Linked DNA regions of Homo sapiens: region 1 is linked to region 2. The links are chromatin loops, found by intact Hi-C in ENCODE. Cell type or tissue: endothelial cell of umbilical vein. All regions are shown on one strand. Links, peaks and the distances in the headings refer to the core of each region. The heading gives the core; the rest is flanking DNA.

Region 1 (9,677 bases), core at 1,678-9,677, 50 kb before region 2:
GTTCCAGAACAAGTCTGGCAGTTTCATAAGGGAGTTTTTAGATGCCAATACATTGCAGATAACCATATTGGCTACATTAGGGGAATGAGCATGGATAGGTGCCTCCAAGTTGGTAGAATAGCATGAGAAGTTTTCAAAAGTAACCGCTTTAAGGTTATGTTCAGTATTTGCTAAGTAAACAAAGATTCCCCAACCTTGAGGGAGCTTGTGGACCAAGGGGATAGTGTTGTCCTGCCCAGCCTAGGGGAAAAGTATCCTGAAGGTTAATAAGGTGGTGGAGGAACATTAGGCCACAGGGAGCAGAGGGAAAGCATAACAGCAGGGGATGATAAGGGTGATTATAGTTTAGAAAGCATGAAAGTATGACTTAAGGAAATGTCTTTAGGTTGAACATTCTGTATATAACCTGCCTTTCTAAAGTTTCAAAGGGGATGGATACCCATCAGGGGCAAAGATCCAAATCCTGAGGGTAGAATGAGGAGGATGTATACTAAAGTCTTTTGGCTAAAAGGACATTGATAGCCCATTTTTAGAATGGCTACAGTTGCAACCCAACTCTACCCCACTGAACAGCTTTTATTACCAGTATTTACATGACCACTTTTTCTTTACACCTCACCCTACCCCAATATCTTCCTTGGGAAAATTGGTCAGAGAGGTGGTATACTAACAGTTTGGGGAAGGGCAGCATCCTTGCCCATATTTAGAAAAATACTTTTTCAAGTGTCTTCTCCCAAGTAACTCTTGGGACTTTTGTTACCAGTCAAGTAGGTACAGTGAGTTTGGCAAACAACATAGTGGCAAAGTATCTTCTATTGTGTTACTATGAGAGAAGATCTGCAAAAGGATTGAAAATCAGCATCCCTCCCACCCATTCTTACAAAGTAATCAGGGGACCCTGTGCCACAGCCATTGCTTGCCCATATAATACCTTGAATGAATTAGAGATTTTCCACCAAACTCCATTTGGCCTCCTCAGTGGTGGGGGAGGGTGGCAATCTGCTTGACAACTAACATGTCGGCCCTGTCCTGGTCTATCCCTAACTAGATGCTAATACAAAGGTTGAAAATACAGATATAGGTAGTAATGAAAACAGATTTGGCTGGGCACGGTGGCTCACACCTGTAATCCCAGCCCTTTGGGAGGCCAAGGCAGGTGGATACTTAAGGTCATGAGTTTGAGACCAGCCTGGCCAATGTGGGAAACCATGTCTCTACTAAAAATACAAAAATTAGTTGGGCGTGGTGGTGGGCACCTGTAGTCCCAGCTACATGGGAGGCTGAAGTGGAAGAATCGTTTAAACCCAGGAGGTGGTGGCTGCAGTAAGCCAAGATTGTGCCACTGAACTCCAGCCTGGGTGATAGAGTGAAACCCTGTCTTTAAAAAAAAATAGATTCAAGAGGTATCCAGGAGGTAAAATTGATGGGACTTGGCAATTTTAAGAAATGCAAGGAAAAAGGAAGAGTCAAGGCTGATGACCTAGAGATAACAGCTTGGCTAAGGTACAGAGCTGCCATTCAATAATAAAGAATAAGGAAGTCTGAGTTGGGGATGAATGTAAGTTCTGTTTAGGATGAACTGAGCTTGATAGCCCTGTGGGATATCCAGGTGGAACTTAGACCTATACGTCTAGGGCACAGGAAAGAAACCTAGCATCGTTGGAAATCCTGGAGTAGACACAATCATCTGAAGTATGTATACTGAAAAAGCAGTTGCTTAGGAAAGAACCCCCGGAACACTGTCCAAGGAGGAGTGGGGGAGAGTATGGGAAGAGAAGCCTGCAAAGAGATGCAATCATTTACAGAAGTTACTGAGACTGCCAATTTACTACCGGTCTCTGCTACAAGTCCATGAGCTCCCAAAGCAGGGATCCTTTTTCATAACCCTGCATTCTCGCTTCCTAGCTCAGTGCCAACCCTTTGAATTTTCACTGAACTGAGGAGCTTCCTGAGTTACCCTTGTATACCCCAACCTACAAAATGTCTAAGCATTCCCTAATCCCTTACTAAATTTAGTTAATTCTTACTTTACCTCCCCTTCTGCTCACCAAAGGCTAGAATAATACCAAATACTAAGCTTATTTTTAGAGAAAATCTAGCAATCATCTAGATTTCCTTATTTAACTTTGATGCTGCTATTCTGACTGCTCTCATAACTGCTAGTGAAACACTGGGTGTATATAGATAATAGGAACAAAGAAGGAACCAAAATTGCAATGAAGATAAATTACTTTGTGTGCATTTACAACCTGACCACCATCCAATTATACTTTTAATTAAGAAAACATGTTTTAAGCTGCATTATTTCAGATTATCAGTGATTCTGAAAATTACAAGTGGCAGGGTGCAGGACCTTAAGTCAAATAGACGTTAAGTTCAAACCATCAGTCCATTCGTCACTAGCTGTATGTCTTCGGGCAAATTATTTTACCTCTCAGCCTAATGTAATAATGCAGGTAACACTGCTCACGCGGTGTGTTGCACATAGCAAACACTTGGGAACAGTTAGCTATTCATCGTGGTACATTAAATTGCTTTTCCCCAAGAGCCACTTTATTTATTTATTTTGAGACGAAGTCTTGCTCTGTTGCCCAGGAGTGCAGTGGCTCGATCTCGGCTCACTGCAACCTCCACCTCCTGGGCCCAAGCGATTCTCATGCCTCAGCCTCCTGGGTAGTTGGATTACAGGCACCCACCACCACGTCTGGCTAATTTTTGTATTTTTAGTAGAGAAGGGGTTTTGCCATGTTGGCCAGGCTGGTCTCGAACTCCTGGCCTCAAGTGATCTGCCCACCTCAGCCTCCCAAAATGCTGGGATTACAGGCGTGAGCCACGGCACCCAGCCCCCAAAAAGCCACTTTAAACCTTATCCTAGGAGGACAGTTTCACATTGCGTCTAACCTCTTCCTGGCCTCTTAATCTTGGGTTGTTAAATCTTATTTGCTTTATTTCCTTGGTTCCTCTAAGTTGTAATCTCGGAGTTAAAAACAGCTTTAGAACCCCGCCCCCCCAAAAAAAAAAAAAAAACTTTTGAGAATTTTTTTCAAATAAATGTCCATTGCATAGAATGGGTCTGTGACTGGCTGCTTCTACATCTGCACCCAACATCTGGCCCCCTTCAGAACTCTGAGTGGACAGGATCAGGATTTGACTCAGGAGGATTAGAATGTGAAGAATCCGTGTTTGAGGGATTCAGTTCTCCAACTGCCTCAAAGGGTCTCAAGTTTGCATAAGTCACCTCCTGGGCCAGCTGCTCCAGGGAAGGACGGCCTAATATCAGATTTCGAAGTGAGATACAAGTCATCAGGAAGCTGAAAAACAGGAAAAAGCCGACCAAGTTCAAACTCCTGTTTCACCAGAAGAATTTCAGCTAAAGCCCTTAGAAGGCACCTGGTCCTCACTCCTCCCACACAGGCATATATGGGAATCTCCCCCCAAGTGACCCTCCATCTCCCAGCTGGAAGGGTACACCACTCTTTATACAGTCTGGTAGAGGATTCCAGGATAGGGTAGGAACAGCCCACAGAGAGGCTGGAGATAAGCTGAGGCAGAACAAGAAAGCAGGCCATCAGATATAGGCCACTTATTCTTCCAGTAAATCAAGAAGAATGGCAGGAAAAGATACCTAGAGCTAAACTGTCCTTTCCTGTATGACAGTCTCTAGAGTTACTCTCCCCAGGGGAAAGTTACCAAGCTTGCCAACATATGATGGCAATGACAAATATTGTTGTGAACTTACCTGCGGCGAAAGACATAGAGCTTTCGCAACAAGAAGCGGAAGAATCGCTCATGGAAAGGAGTATTTCGCCGGCGTTCAATCTCCTGGAGCCTTTGTTGGCGTCTAAGAAAGGTCTGAACCAGAGGTGTTGGCTCAGGGCCCCCTTTTACTTCCCCTTCCAACAGAGGCTGCAGCTCTGGGGGTAGAGGCCCTGTTTCTGCCCGGAAGACAGAAAAAAGAGGAATCACTGAGATGGATCACTCTCTCCCCTTAGAACTCCTCTTCTGCCAGCTAGAGACTTCAAGTTCATTCTTGAATGGCTAGAACATCATTCATAACCCTGACTTCTTGAAACCAGAGGCTATCTCAGCCCAAATGTTCATACACTCACCACTTCCATTCTCCACCTTTTCCTTTAATTCTTGCAGATATGCCAGGTCTTGCTCCAGTGCAAGCTCTGTAGTGTTGACATAGACGTACATGTAGCAAGAAGGGCTAGGTGATGTCGTATACACCTTATGGTACTCACCAGCAGGCAACTGACAAGGGAGAAGAAATGGATAAATTTCATCAGCTTTTCTCTAGCCAGCTTATGGCCTCCCTACTCTATGACTCTTGGCTTCTTTCTACTCAATTGTGTTTTGGAATCGAAAGTAACGGACCTCTAGAATCCTGGATGAGGCTCTTCACAGTCCCAGGGGCCCTTGTTTTTTGAGCTCCACTGCATTACTGCTATGGTAAAATATTTTCAGTCTATAATAAGTGAATCTTGCTCATCTAAGCTTTCTGCCATTGTTTTTTAAATTGTTAGAGATGGGGTCTCACTCTGTTGCTCAGGCTCACTGTGAATTCCTGGCTTCCCACCTCAGCCTCCTAAGAAGCTGGGATTACTGGTGTGAGCTACTGCACTCAGTTCTTTCTGCTGTTGTTAATCCCAGCAAAATACCTGCATTTTTTCTCCCTCTCGAAGAGTCTGGTTCTTCTGTTCTGCCACAAGCTCCACAGTCACTTCCCCCTGCAGCAGCTGGATGCTAGTGTTGCCCAGGTCTTCACTCACAAAATTCTCCAAGTGCAGTCCTGCCAGACCAACAGAGTTCATCATCCCACCCCATGGCAGAGTGAACTCACTCCCAGCCAGAACAGAGACATCACACCTTTACCACCATCATCCCCTTAGGTTTCAAAAACATTCCCTCTCCCCTCCCACCACATGGAATGTCCCTGGCCAAGGAAGCCAGAAGGAAAGACAGAAAAGCCTCTCCTCACTTTCCTCCATACCAGGGAAATCTGCAATGAAGACCACCTCAGTGTGGTTGTCTAGGCTGCTCTTGATTTCCTGTAACTTGGCCCTCCAGGGAGACAGGTCCATCAAGAGTGGTTGCACCCAGGATGTGCGCTGAAAGGGTGACCAAGCGGCCTGCACGATGTCCACACGAGGGTCAAAAATCCTTAGGAAAGAAAACCATGTTCTAAGGACATCACAGCCACCCACCCACCAGAACTTCCAGTTCTCTCCCTTTCATCATCATTCCTAAGGACAGGGAATAGAAGAAGAAATGGCCTGTGTCAGCATGTTATTGCCAGTCCAGGGCAGAGAAAGAAGGCAGAAGAGATCTGGAGCACTGGGTATAATGGGGGTTAGTAGCTACCTGAGAAGGTATTATGTCAACAGTGTCTAAAAGAACAAGTCAACTCACTTTTCTCCTGGATGATGGTGCCCCCTGCTGGAAGCAACCAGCTATGCCCACAACCAGATCAAGGGGGACATGCACTAGAGGAAGGACAGCTTTTTAAGCAAGACAATACCAGGAAGCAAGGGCTGTTCATCTTGGTAAAAAGAACTGTGCTTCATTTTTTCCCACTCTCTGCTCCCCTTGCCCACCTCTGCTGGAAGCGGTCATTGATGGAGACCCAAATATCAAAGTAGATCTGGGGCTCAGTGACATTATACTTGGGAAGCAGGCGGCTCAGGCAAGTGGCATATTGCTTCAGCATGTCTGCATGATCCTTCCATCGCCGACTCTGTGTAAATACCTGCCCCAAACCCCCATATTAGTCCCACCTCATCATTATCAACTTCCAAGACATGTCATGCACTGCCAATGGCACAACGAGATCCCTGCCTGCTGCCCATTCTGGCTAGAAAAAAATGGAACTTGCCTTTGGGAATGAATTTTTCATTGTTGGGCTAGTGGTGCTTACTTTTCCTGAATCTAATCTCAGTTCAAGGAAATGAATGCATTGCCCTATCTCAACCCACATAAAAGATAGTTCAATCTGGCTCTTGAGAAAAGGCAAAGCAGACTCAAATTTGTTTTGCTTTATGGTGTGTGTAAGACAAAACCAGACCCCAAAGCACAAGGGGGCTCTGAAGAACAGTAAATTGTCAGCATCAGACATCTCACCCCAGGGTTAAGGTAGCCCAGTTCGCCAGTGCGGCCATCACGGTAGGTGATCTTCACGTGCTGGTGGGAGCGGGAGTGCACCATCATGTCCCAGGAATAGCCATACAGCCCATTTGTCCAGTTGTTATAGCCCTGGGAAGGCAGCACAGAGGGGAATCAGCTCAATGCTTCTCACACTGACCCCATCCCCTACCAAGAAGGGGCTGCAAAACCAGCCCCATTCTTTCCCAACTATTGTCATCCGTTCCTTTCTAAGTCCAGCCTTTGCTGTACACTCCACAGCCCCTACAAACCTGGGTGAGAAAATGAGAATAGGGCAGGAATAGCTGCTCCAGGAGGTAGAGCAGGGTGAAGGCAGCTCCCAGCTGATGGCGCAGCCCTGGCTTCTGGCCACTTTTGCCCCGGCTCCTCTTATACACACAGGAAACACTGGGCTGAGGGGCTGCCTTGAGGGGCAACAGTTGTTGCAACCTTCGGGGGCAGTAGGACACCAGCTTCCGAGGCCACTCAGGGGAGCAGAAGAGAGGGCTGCTGGCCAGCATGACGTAGGAGAACATACCTAGGAAAGCAGGGAGAAAATACATATTTCAGGAGTTTGGCTGGGCCTCTTCAACCCCGTTCCCTTAGGAGACTTCTCCCAGGTGTTCCACTGAAAAGGAAAGTAGTTCTTCTTTTTTTTTTGAGACAGTCTTTCTCTGTCGCCCAGGCTGGAGTGCAGTGGCGTGATCTCAGCTCACTGCAACCTCTGCCTCCTGGGTTCAAGCGATTCTCTTGCCTCAGCCTCCCAAGTAGCTGGAATTACAGGCATGCGCCACCATGCTCAGCTAAGTTTTTGTATTTTTAGTAGAGACGGGGTTTCACCATGTTGGTCAGGCCGGTCTCGAACTCCTGACCTCAGGTGATCCACCCACCTCGGCCTCCCAAAGTGCTAGGATTACAAACCTGAGCCACCAAGCCCGGCCACAAAGTAGTTCTTAACTGTAAGATATTTGTTCTTCCTGGAGATTCCCTACTGTACAACATACTAACTGAGCCCAGAAGCCCCAGTCCTCTTATCCCCATTTATGCCTACTTCATAGTGACTGCCCTGGGTTCAATTTAGCTCCTGCTCACACCACCCTCTCCCACTCCCAAACAATGCCTCTGGCTAGTCCCTTCCTGCAAAACTGTGGTTCCTGTTTCCTCCCAGGCTACAGGTACTGACCAATGCTGAAAAGCTGGGAATTCATGCAGTGGAAGTAGGACACAAAGAACAGGCCAATGGATCTTGAGACATCAAAAAAGAGCAGGAAACCAGCTGAGAGGTCAAGCAGCAGCCCACCCCAGTGCACGACCAGCAGGCTAGTCAGCTCCTCAGACAACAGCAGTCTGCAAACACATGGAGAAAGTTCAAGCACCAGCCCACTGGAGAACACATCAAAGCACATTCACAGCACGAATGTGCCTTGGCTACTCCAGTGGCTGGGTAGATGCCTAAGGTACATAATCCACCCATGAAGACACTCCTCTAGGTTGTTTGTTGTTGTTGTTGTTGTTGTTGTTGTTGAAACGAAGTTTCACTCTGTCGCCTAGGCTGGAAGGCAATGGCATGATCATGGTGCACTGTAGCCTCAAACTCCTGGGCTCAAGCAATCCTCCTGTCTCAGCCTCCGAAGTAGCTGGAACCACAGGCACGTGCCACCACGCCTAGCTGTTTTTTTAAAAAATTTTTTTGTAGAGACAGTGTCTTATATTGCTCAGGCTGGTCTTGAACTCCTGGGCTCAAGCAATCCTCCCACCCCAGCATCCCAAAGTGCCGGGATTACAGGCATGAGCCACCATGCCCAGCCCCCTCTACATTTTCACACACTTTAGGTGTTCAATGTTTTCTAACATATCCTATGTAATAAGCAAGGGCAGATCTCCTAGGACAAAATTTGACTGAGATGTGTGTGTGTTGTGGAAGGGACGTTCCCCACGGAGGTCATGAGTGAGAGGACACTTTAAAAGGTGAATGCTTGGCTAACATCATAATGAAGTCAAACTTCAGGAACTGGAAAATAACAGGGAAGAAGAAAGAGAATAAAGTAAAACAAGAGGAAAGAAGAAATGGGAAGAAGACAAATCAGAAAGGTGACCCTTTGTTTTGTGGAAGTGATAATAATGGTTTTGTCAGAGCCTGAACAGTGAGTGCCCATCTTCTCAGTACATCAGCTGCAGGGCTCTGATGGGAGGCTAGAGTGGCAAGGCAAGGACACAGGCACCATCCAAGGCAGCTGCTGAGGGCACTGGCTCACTCACCAAGTCAGCCAGTTCCGGCTCTTTCCTTTCCTTTTTAAATTTCTTTTCCTTTCTTGCCTATCTATACCATATATCTCCCAAGAGCAGCTAGGGCTCAATCTTTTGATACCACTGACTCTGCTTCTGCTGAATAGGGAAATGAGTGGACAAAGGAAGGCATGTGGCAAATTCAGGCAAAGTAGGAACAGGTGCCATTACTGAGAGAGATGAGTCACCTGCTCTGTACCCATGCCTCAAAGAGGCCTCCACCATGACTGCCACTCACTTGAAGGGACTGAAGAGCCAGTGCCGGGACAAATATTCCATGGAATAGCCTTCAACCCAGTCTGCATCCAGCTTTTTCACACCCGCAATGAAGTACACAATGAAGATCTGAAAATAAAATGTGACACAAAGTTCAAGCAAAAAGAATCTTTTCTACAGATAGGCAAGAATAAAATAAGGAGCATATAGTTAGGACAACTTGAATCCATGCTCCTGAGTTACAGTCCTTGACCCAAATATTACAGTCCTTGACCCAAATAATCTACTTATATATATTTTTTAAATGAATAAAATAAATACTGATCTGAGTCCAGGGCCCAAGGAAGAATAGACCCCATCTTCTATTCATTCATCTCAGAAATTCGCCTCATCCAAACAGCATTTATTGACATCCAACCAATGTCAGCGACAGTATCAGGCACCAAGGAAGAAGTCATAAAGCACAGACTGAATCCTTTCTCTTTGTCATGAGGATTCCAATCTAGCAGGGACAAAGCTCTAGTCTTTCCTTGACAAATAAGATAATTCAGAGATTAAGGGATTGGAAAAAATGAGAAGCCAGCCTAGCTTTCCAGCAAAGGGTAAAAACTAAAAACAGAAGATCCAGGGAGGCAGCGGAGAGTGTAGTCTGGCAGTGGGATGGCCATGCTGACCACATGGCTGTCAAGGAGCTCCTCCCTCTGTCCTAAAATGCTGTACCTGGCCACGGAGCACTGCATAGTTCCAAAGGGGCACGTGGGCATTCCTCCTATGGGCATTCAGCAGACCGTCCACAGACCTACACCGAGGGAGGTAAACATTGAGGGGGGAGCTGCTTAATGCAGCTACATCTCCATCCTTCCTTTTATACACGATAATCCTATCTATCCTGGGCACATCTCCCATATCCTCCCTGGTTATTCTGAGACCTTTTAGAATTATATGAGCAAATTCTAACATGATTATACAAGTCATAGAAGAAATATTGCTACTAAGTTATAACAGCAAAAAGTTCAGTATTTCTTGTTAGC
Region 2 (9,767 bases), core at 961-8,960:
AAGGCACCAGGCTGCGGTTTTCCTCCCTGCTGGCCCATCTGGACTCATGGCAGTGGTAAAGAACTGGATTACTGCAATAGCCAGGGCTTGGGCCTATGTGTTCATGGTTGGAAGGCAAAATGTGTCAGGGTCTGGTACCCAGTTAATTACTTAAAGCTGATAAACTAGGCTGGGTGCAGTGGCTCATGTCTGTAATGCCAGCAGTTTGGGAGGCCAAGACAGGTGGATCACGAGGTCAGGAGTTCGAGACCTTCCTGACCAACATGGTGAAACCCCGTTTCTACTAAAAATACAAACATTAGCTGGGCATGGTGGCACGCACCTGTAATCCCAGCTACTTGGGAGGCTGAGGCAGGAGAATTGCTTGAACCTGGGAGGCAGAAGTTGCAGTGAGCTGAGATCATGCCATTGCACTCTAGCCTGGGCAACAAGAGCAAAACTCCGTCTCAAAAAAAAAAAAAAAAAAAGCTGATAAACTAGCCTGCACCCTCCTCCCACTGCAATGTCTAGTTAACTTTGTAATCCCACAGGTTTTCTTTTTGCTCCATTGAGAAAGCCACTTTTAATATTTTAAAGTTGCTCTCTGTACCACCCCCACCTTCCCCCCATGCCTCCTAAGGAATCAAAGTTCAAACCAGACTCTGAGTGGGGGATGGGTGAGATTATCAGACCAAGTTAGTTCTTTAGATTGCTTAGAGGCCCAGAAGGGTTTCAAGCCCTTTGAAGGGGTATTTGGGTGGCACCTGGCATCCTTTGTTTCTGGCAACAGAGTGCACTCAGCACTCCTGGGGGGCAAGGGCTTCCTCCCATCCTTGGCTTATGGAAAGCCATCCCAGATCAGGCCCCCCAACTCTCCAGAACAGGCTACAAACATGCAAATTAGAATTCTTTTAATATAAAAAAAAGTACTAAAATACCCACGTGGTTCTGCTGTGTTATTTGCCCTAAAGGAAGTGAGGGGCAGAGTGAAGAATCCCAGTGCAGCTCAGTGGGCCCAGAAATGGGCCTTTCCGTAGGCTAAGGCGTGCCCACTCCACCTCCACCAGACTTCTATCCCCTCTGCTGTTCCCAGCCCCCAATTCCTGCAGCAGGAAACCCCAGTGGTCTGGCTTTGGCACTGGGAGTAGAAGGCACCTGAAGGGCTGGCTGGGTGAGTGAGGACAGGTGACCTTTAAAAACAAAACGACACCGTGGGGTGGGGAAGCAGGTCATGCAGCTGTGGCAGCTGGCAGGGCCCACTCCTCCATGGCACAGGTGGGCATGGGATGGCCACTTCTCCAGAAGTGAGGAAGCCCAGATCCCAACAGAATACTTTCTCAAAATTGTTTTTGGTACGAAATAAATGGAAAGAAGATATGGGGTGGGGTGCTGTGGAGGCCGGGCCAGCCACCCTCCCCAGACCTTAGATCATAGCGATGCTCTCGGGGGCACAGTTGAGGTGGGTGGAGGTGCTGCTGCTCCCGGAGGACTTGCAGGCCCGGCCAGGGGTAGGCTGCAGTGCAGCCACCAGTGTGTCTGAGGAGACTGCCCCAAACTCGTAGCTGAAGGTGCCATAGAAAATGAGGATATCGATGACACACACCCACTCACACAGGGCTGCCCCATGTTGCAGCTGAGAACTCTCATGGACAAAGAAGACTCCACCTAAAACGAGGCTAAGGAAATGTTCAGTAGGACATACGGAAACCTGGCAACACCCCTTCTGCAGTCTCAGGCCTCACCTCTCCAAAGGGAGAGGTGTTAGTCCTCTCCCCCACATGGCAGTGTTAGGCCTCCACCCCCCATCCTCTTGGGAGGGAGAAAGGTTGAGCTAGAGGATGAGTTCCTGGCTGCCCCGTCCTGAAAGGATACTGAGGACCAGGGTGATAAAGGCGATGACAGCCAGCACACTTCGCAGATAGGCCACAGCCAGGTCCAGCGGGGCGGTGGCCCCTTGGTAGGAGAGAGCACAGTGCAGGCAAACAAAGAGCAGCCCCGCAGGGAAGGCCACGCCAGCTCCAACGTAGTGCAGAGACCTGGCATGATCCACCTGGGCCCAGAGAAGGGCCAGTTGGTGATGTGGCCATGGCCCCACCTCTCCACCCCTCCTTCAATGAATCTCCTCTCTCCCTCTTCCTTCCTCTCCCTCTTTCCAGCCCCAACCTTGAGGTGCCACACTGCAGGCAGCCAGGCCTTGTTAGGTAAAGTTTAAGGTTTGCAGGGGAGAAGGGGAAGCACCTGAAAGTTGCCAACCACCAAGAGGCCCGCAGCGTTGGTGCAGCCTGTGATGAGTGCCGTGGTGTTAACCCAAGAGTGCCGACTCTGCTCCAGGAGCTGCCCGTAGCGCAGGAGGCAGATCAGGGCCACTGGGGGAGGAGAGCACAGTTGAGGCCTTCCTCCAGCCCTGGCCCTGCCCAGCGAGCCTGTCAGCTTCCCCCAGACGCTGTGGTGCTCCTGCCCCTTCTGAGGGGCAGAAAGGAACAGACAGGCGGGTGGTGAACTAGGTTTCCTCAGGCTCCAGCCAGCAGGGTGGCTGTGTGGGAGTCAGCTTTTGGCCTTCAAGGAAGGGGAGAAGCTGCCTCTATTGCCTTAGCCCTTGGTGGGGAGGGCTGCACAGAAGGGCTTCCTGGGCCTTTCTGTGTGGGGATCACTGGGCTGGGCACGCAGGGTCAGGGCTAAGGGTACAACTCACCCATGAAAGCACCCATGTTGCCAATGAGGCTGAAGAGGCAGCTTTCTGGGGGATAGGAGCCACACTTGCTGCGAGGAGGGGGAAGGACAGAGTAAGAGGGGTGCAGGAGGCCCGGGGGGCCCCCATTTTGGCTCACTGGCTCTCCCCTGCTTTACCTGCACCTGCTCCTTAGCAGGCAGGCCACTGATTTATGTGAAGATCCAGGGTCCCTCATGAACAACTGGTTCCAGGCTGGGCCCCCAAAGCAGAGCTCATGTGTGTGAGAGAGAAGGGAGTGCCCAGGAGTGTTCGGGCAACCCTGACACTCTTTGCTGAGCCCTGCGGCTGGTTTGGCTATCCTTGAGCCAGAACACGGGCTGGGCAATCTGAGGGCTCCAGCTTAAATCCAGGTGCCTCCGCTTATTAGCTGTGTGACCTGGATGAGGAAGACTGAGCCTGTTTCCTCACCTATAAAATGGTGAAAACAATACCTGCCTCACTCCTGGGAGGATGAAAAGAGACAATGCATATAAAGCACTCAGCAGAGTGCCTGCCCCACAGTAACTGTCAAGTAGTGTTGTTATTAAGTGGCTCTTAGGATACTTATTGTTCCTGAGACCCAAGGACAGCTCTTTGCTTGAGGGGCTGTCTGGGAGGCCCTTAGATCTCCCTGACCGGCCCAATGTCCAGGCCTTACCTGATGAGGGGGACATCGTCCAGGGTGCAGCAGGTCTTGGGACCCCCTTGCTCAGCAGGGTCAGGAGGGCAGGACTCGTTGTAGGACCTGGCAGGCAGGACAGGGAGTAGACTGGGGGAAGGGACTGCCCCCAGGCCCTTGGCCTATAGCCTCAGGCCTCAAAGAGGACTCTCTCCCAGACCTCCCCTACAGGGACAGAAGATCCCACTCCCCAGTGCCCGCCTGAAGCAGTAACCAAAGGGGCAAAGGGATAGTGGGAAGTGGGTAGGTGGCAAGAAGCCATGCCTGGGGACCAATTTCAGAGAAGAGCAGTGAGGCTCAGGGTTGCAGTCTGGCTCGTGGCAGCCTCAGGCCCAAGAGGGGACAGAGATGAAGGAAGCTTTAGAGCAAGGTTGTCTGCAGAGTCCTTCATACCAGTTCTCCACAGGGCATACATGGTGGTTCATCACAGCCATGGCATACCTGTGGGAACAGAACTGTCACCCTGGCAGCCTTCCCGAGCCCCACTCAACCCACCCCATGACCCTTCTCTTCAACCTTGATTTCTGGCCCCATTCAGCCTCATTATTGTTGCTGGGGACTCAAGTTGAGGTCCCTAAGGCTTGATGCCACACCAGCACCTGCAGCATGCCCCCAGCTACAGGCCCTCTGGAAATTGCCCTGGCTAGAAGTATATTTGTCAGGGCCACCCTGCTGGACAGCAGTGGTGCCAGCTTGTCCCAAGGGGCTGTGTGCCCAGGCACCAAGTCAGGCTTTTGAGACACCCAGAGTGACCCTGGGTACCACCGTGGCTATGACAGGACAAGAGACTTTGTGTGCGTCATCAAGCTCCTGTTGCCCCCCGGGCACCCCCCTTTACTCACACAGTCCATATGCCAGTGATGGAGAACGCTGACAGGCTGACAGGCAGGAGGATCCAGGCGGTCATGAGGGAGGGGAGCCAGGGTGGTGGTGGTGTTGGGGGGAGGACAAGAGGTAGATGGGGAAGTGGGGGCGGACCAGCTACCTTGAGATGTTTCTGCCACAACCATCAGCTGTCCTGGCCTGGTGGAGAGAGATCAAAGTCCAGGAGTGGGTAACTGGCCGGGAAGGGGGAGGGGAAGGGGGTCAACACCTTATCCAGCGCTCCCGTTGGGTCTCTGAGCGTCCAAAGTTTGGGCTGAGCCCACGGCAGAACGTGAACACCCTCTGGCACTGGGGGCCTCCGCGGTCAACCCAAATGCCACCGGCGTGCTGAGAGACGCAGGCGGACCGTAACATCTGGAAGGGAGTTACCCTCCTTCTGAGGGACCAGGGCTGGGAGAAGGGCTGGACAACCGAAGAGGCCACGCCAAGGAGAGGCTGGGTGCCGGCCCAGTGGAGCGGTGGCGAGTCGGCGGCGCGCAGGCAACCACCTGACCATCGGCGCCCTGGGCGAGGGGCGGGTTCACGCGGAAAGCCCAGCCCGGCCCGGCCCCCGCTCGCCTGGGCGCGGGGACCCCGGCTGGGGCCGGACCCTGCGGCCGGCGACCCCCCAGGACCCGGGACGCGAGAGTCCCCAGGTGATTCCTGGAAGCCCGGAGGAAGGGAAGGAGCCCAGTACGCACCTCCCCGGAGCGCCCCGCCGCCGCCGCACCCTGCTCGGCCCCCTCGTGGCGCCGACTCTAGCTGCGGCCCTCGGAGCAGCCCTGAAAGGTTTAAAGGGCCGAGCGGCCCCGCCCCTGGAGGCCCCAGGCCTCGCCGCGCCGCCCGCCGGGACGTGGAGTCCGCGCAGCCCCGGCCTCGGTGCCCGCGCCCTGCCCGAGACTACAACTCCCGAGCCCCCGCGCCCGCGTCACGGGGGAAACGTGGGCGGTGTCCCAACTTCGGAGGACCTGGGCGCGGAGGGCTGTGGCGTGAAGACCGCTCTAAAACCGAGATGACTAGAGGTTCCGTTTAACCGATTCCTGCCGGGGAAGCGTCAGCAGGTGGGGATCTCGGGGCAGCCTGCATTCCAGCTCTACCTGGGATTGTCGCCGTGCACATGGCTGGAGGAGCGTCTCTCCGCCACTGCGCACATTTTGCAGCCTGCACCGGCCAACGGTGAGTCCTCTAGGAAGCTCTCTCAACGTGGCGCCCCATGCCTGCCTCTGGCCAGGGCTGCGGTGGGTCCAGAGAAGCAGACACAAAGACTTGGCTGTTTCTTAAGAAATCCAAGCGCCTGGGATTTGGCTTATGGTTCCTGTGGCTCAGCAAACTCCGGAGGAGGGCTGCTTTCATTAGATACTTTTTGCTTTCCTGCATACAAGTACACAATGTACTAGCCAGAAATCAGTGTCCAAGACGTGTTTCCCGACTGATCAACACTTATTTGAAATAAGACGGCAGAGACCAGAGGACATCCATTCTAAATAGACACATGTAGGTGTCAGTGTAGAGTAGGTAAGGATTAACATGGCCAGTGTTGGTAAGCAAAGAGGGGAAGGTGAGAGACCCGGAGGAATCTGGGAAAAGGAAACAGGATAGTGTGGGAAAAATTACTGACCAGCTTCACCAAAAACTTACAGGCTATGAGTGCATTCCTGGATGTTTCTTTTTTTTTTACTTTTTCTTTTTCTTTTTTTTTTTTTTGAGACGGAGTCTCGCTCTGTCGCCCAGGCTGGAGTGCAGTGGCGCGATCTCGGCTCACTGTAAGCTCCGCCTCACGGGTTCACGCCATTCTCCTGCCTCAGCCTCCCGAGTAGCTGGGAACTACAGGCGCCCGCCACCTCACCCGGCTAATTTTTTTGTATTTTTAGTAGAGACGGGGTTTCACCATGTTAGCCAGGATGGTCTCGATCTCCTGACCTCGTGATCCGCCCGCCTCGGCCTCCCAAAGTGCTGGGATTACAGGCGTGGGCCACTGCGCCTGGCCCGGATGTTTCTTAAATTATTGCAAGGGTGGAAATACTTTCACATATCAGAAGTGTGCCTGGCATTCTGTCTCAAAGGCGGTCCCAGCATCTGTTGGAGCCCTTGTGAGATGACAGATCATCACCTGAATGGTGCACAGGCGCAGGTTGCCCAGCGTGGGGAGCTGAAGTTTGGCAACACTGGTGAGGCAAAGGCTATGTGAAACAACAGGGTCCTGTGCTTTAGAGAAGTAGAGCAGAATAAACTGCACAATGACTTGAAGAGGGAGAAACCTTCTTGGACCCAGTGGAAAGCAGAAATGGAAGCAGAAAACCTGTTGGAGAGCCCTTTTTCTTTTGAGACAGAGTTTCACTTGTTGCCCAGGCTGGAATGCAATGGTGCAATCTCGGCTCACTGTTACCTCTGCCTCCTGTGTTCAAGTGATTCTTGTGCCTCAGCCTCCCGAGTAGCTGGGATTACAGGTGCCTGCCACCATGCCCAGCTAATTTTTTTATATTTTTAGTAGAGACGGGGTTTCACCATGTTGGTCAGGCTGCTCTTGAACTCCTGACCTCAGGTGATCCGCTCGCCTTGGCCTCTCAAAGTGCTGGGATTACAGATGTGAACCACCGTGCCCAGCGGGAGAGCCCTGTCCTTAAACACATTAGGACAAGTAGTTAAAACAGGGCCAAGAAGTATGGCTGTGTAGTGATCACTGTACAAGCACACCTGGCTGAATAAACCAGTGGGGGATAAAATCCAGCTCACCTGCCGCTGGCTATGCTTTGTGCCTCAGGACAAGGGTGTGCTTCCTTGCTAATTGACAGGAACCATCTTCCTGCCCAACTGCATTCCCACTGCGTAGGCACCTTATCTGCCCAATGGGGCTGTGAACCCTAATTGGAAGCTTTGCAATTCTTAACACTATATCTTCTTGAGCTGGGTTTGAGTCCCTATCCAATCAAGATGAAGGCCTGAGAGGACTACTCAAGTTCTAACATGATGTGGGGGCAAGGCATAGTAGTCCAGATCCGGGACATGAGGCAGCTTTTGGCTTAGTATGACAATCTAATAGTTCCTAAAATAGAATTATCCCAGGATGGAGCTCCGTATGACAGAAGGGCTCTTCATAGGTAGTTGGTAGGGGGAATTGTGTATCATGTAAGAAGTAGGACCAGATGTCTTTAAAAAGACCTTCCAACTCTAATGCTACATGAGTCTGTCTAGTTGTTATGTTCCAACAGGGACAGCTCTTAAAATAGTGTGGCAAAGCAAGAGATGAGATTTCCAGTGCTGACTCGGTGGTGGAATGACTTTAGGGCAGGTATTTAACCTCCACTTCCCCAAGTACACAAGTTATTTCACAACTCTTGGCAAAAACAGTGCTGTAAAAATCGTAAGTTTATTTGTTAAAAAAAATACTGTATTTGAAAAGTACCTTCCTTCTGGGATTTTCAAATAATTTGTACACTACATTTTATTCATCTACACATTGGAAATGAGTAAACTGGTGAACATATAGCTTTTTATACATTTAACACAACCAGTGCAAATTCTCCTGCCTCTGAGAAGGCAGAGAAGCCCTTTACTCAGAAGGTCTTCAATTCTAGCATTACTCCAACTCCTAGGGAAATTTCGGGTGGGTGCCTATGGCTGTATGACCATCTGATTCCTCAGGGACAGGACAGGAATTCAGCAAGGGAGCTTAAAATATTTTAAGTAATTGTCAACATTCCATGGTGACTCTCCCCAAAAATCTAGTGGTAGGAAAATAATCTGTACTTATTCCTCTTTCTGCACACAAAGCCCTCATTTAAATTTGTGAGCCTGCTTGGGATCCATTACCTAGCCATTCAGAGATCCTGTCAAATGCACAGCAGATTGGATACTCACCATCCCAAAGGGGTTCCTCCCACCTGGATGGGGCCAATCTCTAGTTGACAGTGCCCCTCAGAGTGCACCATGGAGATGGAATGTCCCTTCCAGAGAGACTTTTACACAGGGAAAAGCATTTGTTGGCTGGGCTCCAACTCTCATTTGGTACAAAAAGCTTTACATTCTTTTCCCTTTTTACATTACATTCTTCAAAGACTTCCGTGCTTGCCAGCTGGATAACAACTCAAGCTCTAGTGTTTACTCTTGCACAGCCCCAAACCCTTGGAAACTCAGCTTCGTTCTATCAGTGACATCACCCATTGTGGCCGAGGAACCACAAAACCTTAAAATACAGGCTTAAATTCAGCAAGCGAAGAACATTCCATATTGAATGGGCATGAGATATGCCTATCAGATTGTGTGTGTGTGCGCGTTTTTTAAAGACAGCCAATTACATCGTATCTAGTCAAATGAGCGGATTCTAAAGCAGCCTGCTGGGATGTTCCACTTAGTCTAATGCTGTTGCCACTGTACGCCACAGCACCGGACAGTGTTCTTTGGGACATCTCTGGGAAATGCTCTGGAACATGCTCCTTGATGGAAAACACTAATTTTTGAAAGAAGTAGATGTCTGGAGGCAGGTCTGGTGAATAAACTGAATAGTACTGCCTTGGACCCCAGCTGAGGGGTGGCAGTAAGCAATGAGGATGGGCTATAAAGCTGTTAACTGGCTAAGGGCCATCCTTGGGCAGGCATTTCAGACACATCTGTAGAGAGGGCAGTAGCATCTCCGATAGGCCAGCTCTGAAGGAAGCTTAATGCTTAATACAGTCACACTGCATAAATTAGCTTAGAATGCTCTCTTGGGTAAAAAATATTAATAGTGTATATGCACTTGAAAAGCAAAATTCCTCAAGAAAAAAAGTTTAATAGCAAGGAGTTTCCATCAGTCCCGGTCTTTGTGAGGATTACCACAACAAACACTTAAAAGGATACAACAGGTACTTATTAAATGCTGCCTTGCCTTTTACCTCTTCCTTTTTTTTTTTTTTTTGAGATGGAGTCTCGCTCTGCTGCCCAGCCTGAAGTGCAGTGGTGTGATCTCGGCTCACTGCAACCTCCGCCTTCCAGGTTTAGGTGATTCTCTTGCCTCGGCCTCCCGAGTAGCTGGGATGGACTACAGGCACATGTCACCATGCCCAGCTAATTTTTTGTATTTTTAGTAGAGACGGGGTTTCTGTGTTAGCCAGGACGGTCTGGATCTCCTGATTTCATGATCCGCCCGCCTCGGCCTCCCTACCTCTTCCTTTACTTAATAAGAATGCGGTCTAAATTTTCAGGTGCCAAGCCCCCAAACTCCTCTTCTAGCCTTCTGAATTGTGTAATAAAACCAGGAAACAGGTGATCCAGCTGTGCGAAAACAGACCTCAAATGTATTTCCAGACTAAAAAGCCAGACTTGCAGTGAAATCCTATGTTCCAAGTCATCAGATCAGTTTAAGGACTAGAAGACTAGAATGACTGACTGGTTCTCTGACCAGGAAGAACAGGGGTGGAGTTTGGGAGAGCCTTCTTGACCCAGGAGGCTTTGGAGGGTAGTTAACATTAGAAGTCAAAAGGCACTTCTAGCCCAGCTGCCTAAGTAGAGGACAAAGACTTTCTCCTTTCAAAGGAGAACTGAGCCCAGGATTGGTAA

The links. Peaks named below come from ENCODE experiments on the same cell type or tissue, not always from the same donor. Only the 100,000 strongest peaks of a DNase experiment are listed, where the experiment ranks them.
Region 1: it touches region 2 in a loop (4-fold over the local background); 65 of 110 quality-filtered maps call a loop at or near these places.

The regions. Positions count from the first base shown.
Region 1 is chr2:85,546,816-85,556,492 of GRCh38, forward strand. GGCX (gamma-glutamyl carboxylase) reads right to left here. Exons shown (of 15, transcript NM_000821.7): 5 at 9,367-9,445; 6 at 8,669-8,775; 7 at 7,328-7,491; 8 at 6,417-6,682; 9 at 6,124-6,255; 10 at 5,601-5,752; 11 at 4,997-5,166; 12 at 4,665-4,795; 13 at 4,110-4,257; 14 at 3,740-3,935; 15 at 1-3,311. The coding sequence ends at 3,119. Among named protein-coding and RNA genes, the nearest start is that of GGCX, 9.8 kb to the right of the region's middle. In endothelial cell of umbilical vein, for the core only: a CTCF peak has its summit at 5,456 (motif pointing left); a DNase peak (open chromatin) is centred at 5,426; H3K27ac peaks cover 517 bases.
Region 2 is chr2:85,597,674-85,607,440 of GRCh38, forward strand. It overlaps TMEM150A (transmembrane protein 150A), which reads right to left and starts at 5,025. Exons shown (of 8, transcript NM_001031738.3): 1 at 4,934-5,025; 2 at 4,211-4,391; 3 at 3,762-3,809; 4 at 3,348-3,434; 5 at 2,672-2,739; 6 at 2,218-2,345; 7 at 1,852-2,029; 8 at 874-1,644. The coding sequence starts at 4,275. The coding sequence ends at 1,403. It overlaps C2orf68 (chromosome 2 open reading frame 68), which reads right to left. Exons shown (of 4, transcript NM_001013649.4): 4 at 7,581-9,767. RNF181 (ring finger protein 181) reads left to right here. Exons shown (of 5, transcript NM_016494.4): 5 at 1-35. It also overlaps a transcript of USP39 not described here. RefSeq lists silencers at 4,495-4,554, 4,655-5,234. In endothelial cell of umbilical vein, for the core only: a CTCF peak has its summit at 4,984 (motif pointing left); DNase peaks (open chromatin) are centred at 5,108 and 8,328; H3K4me3 peaks cover 1,905 bases; H3K27ac peaks cover 1,918 bases.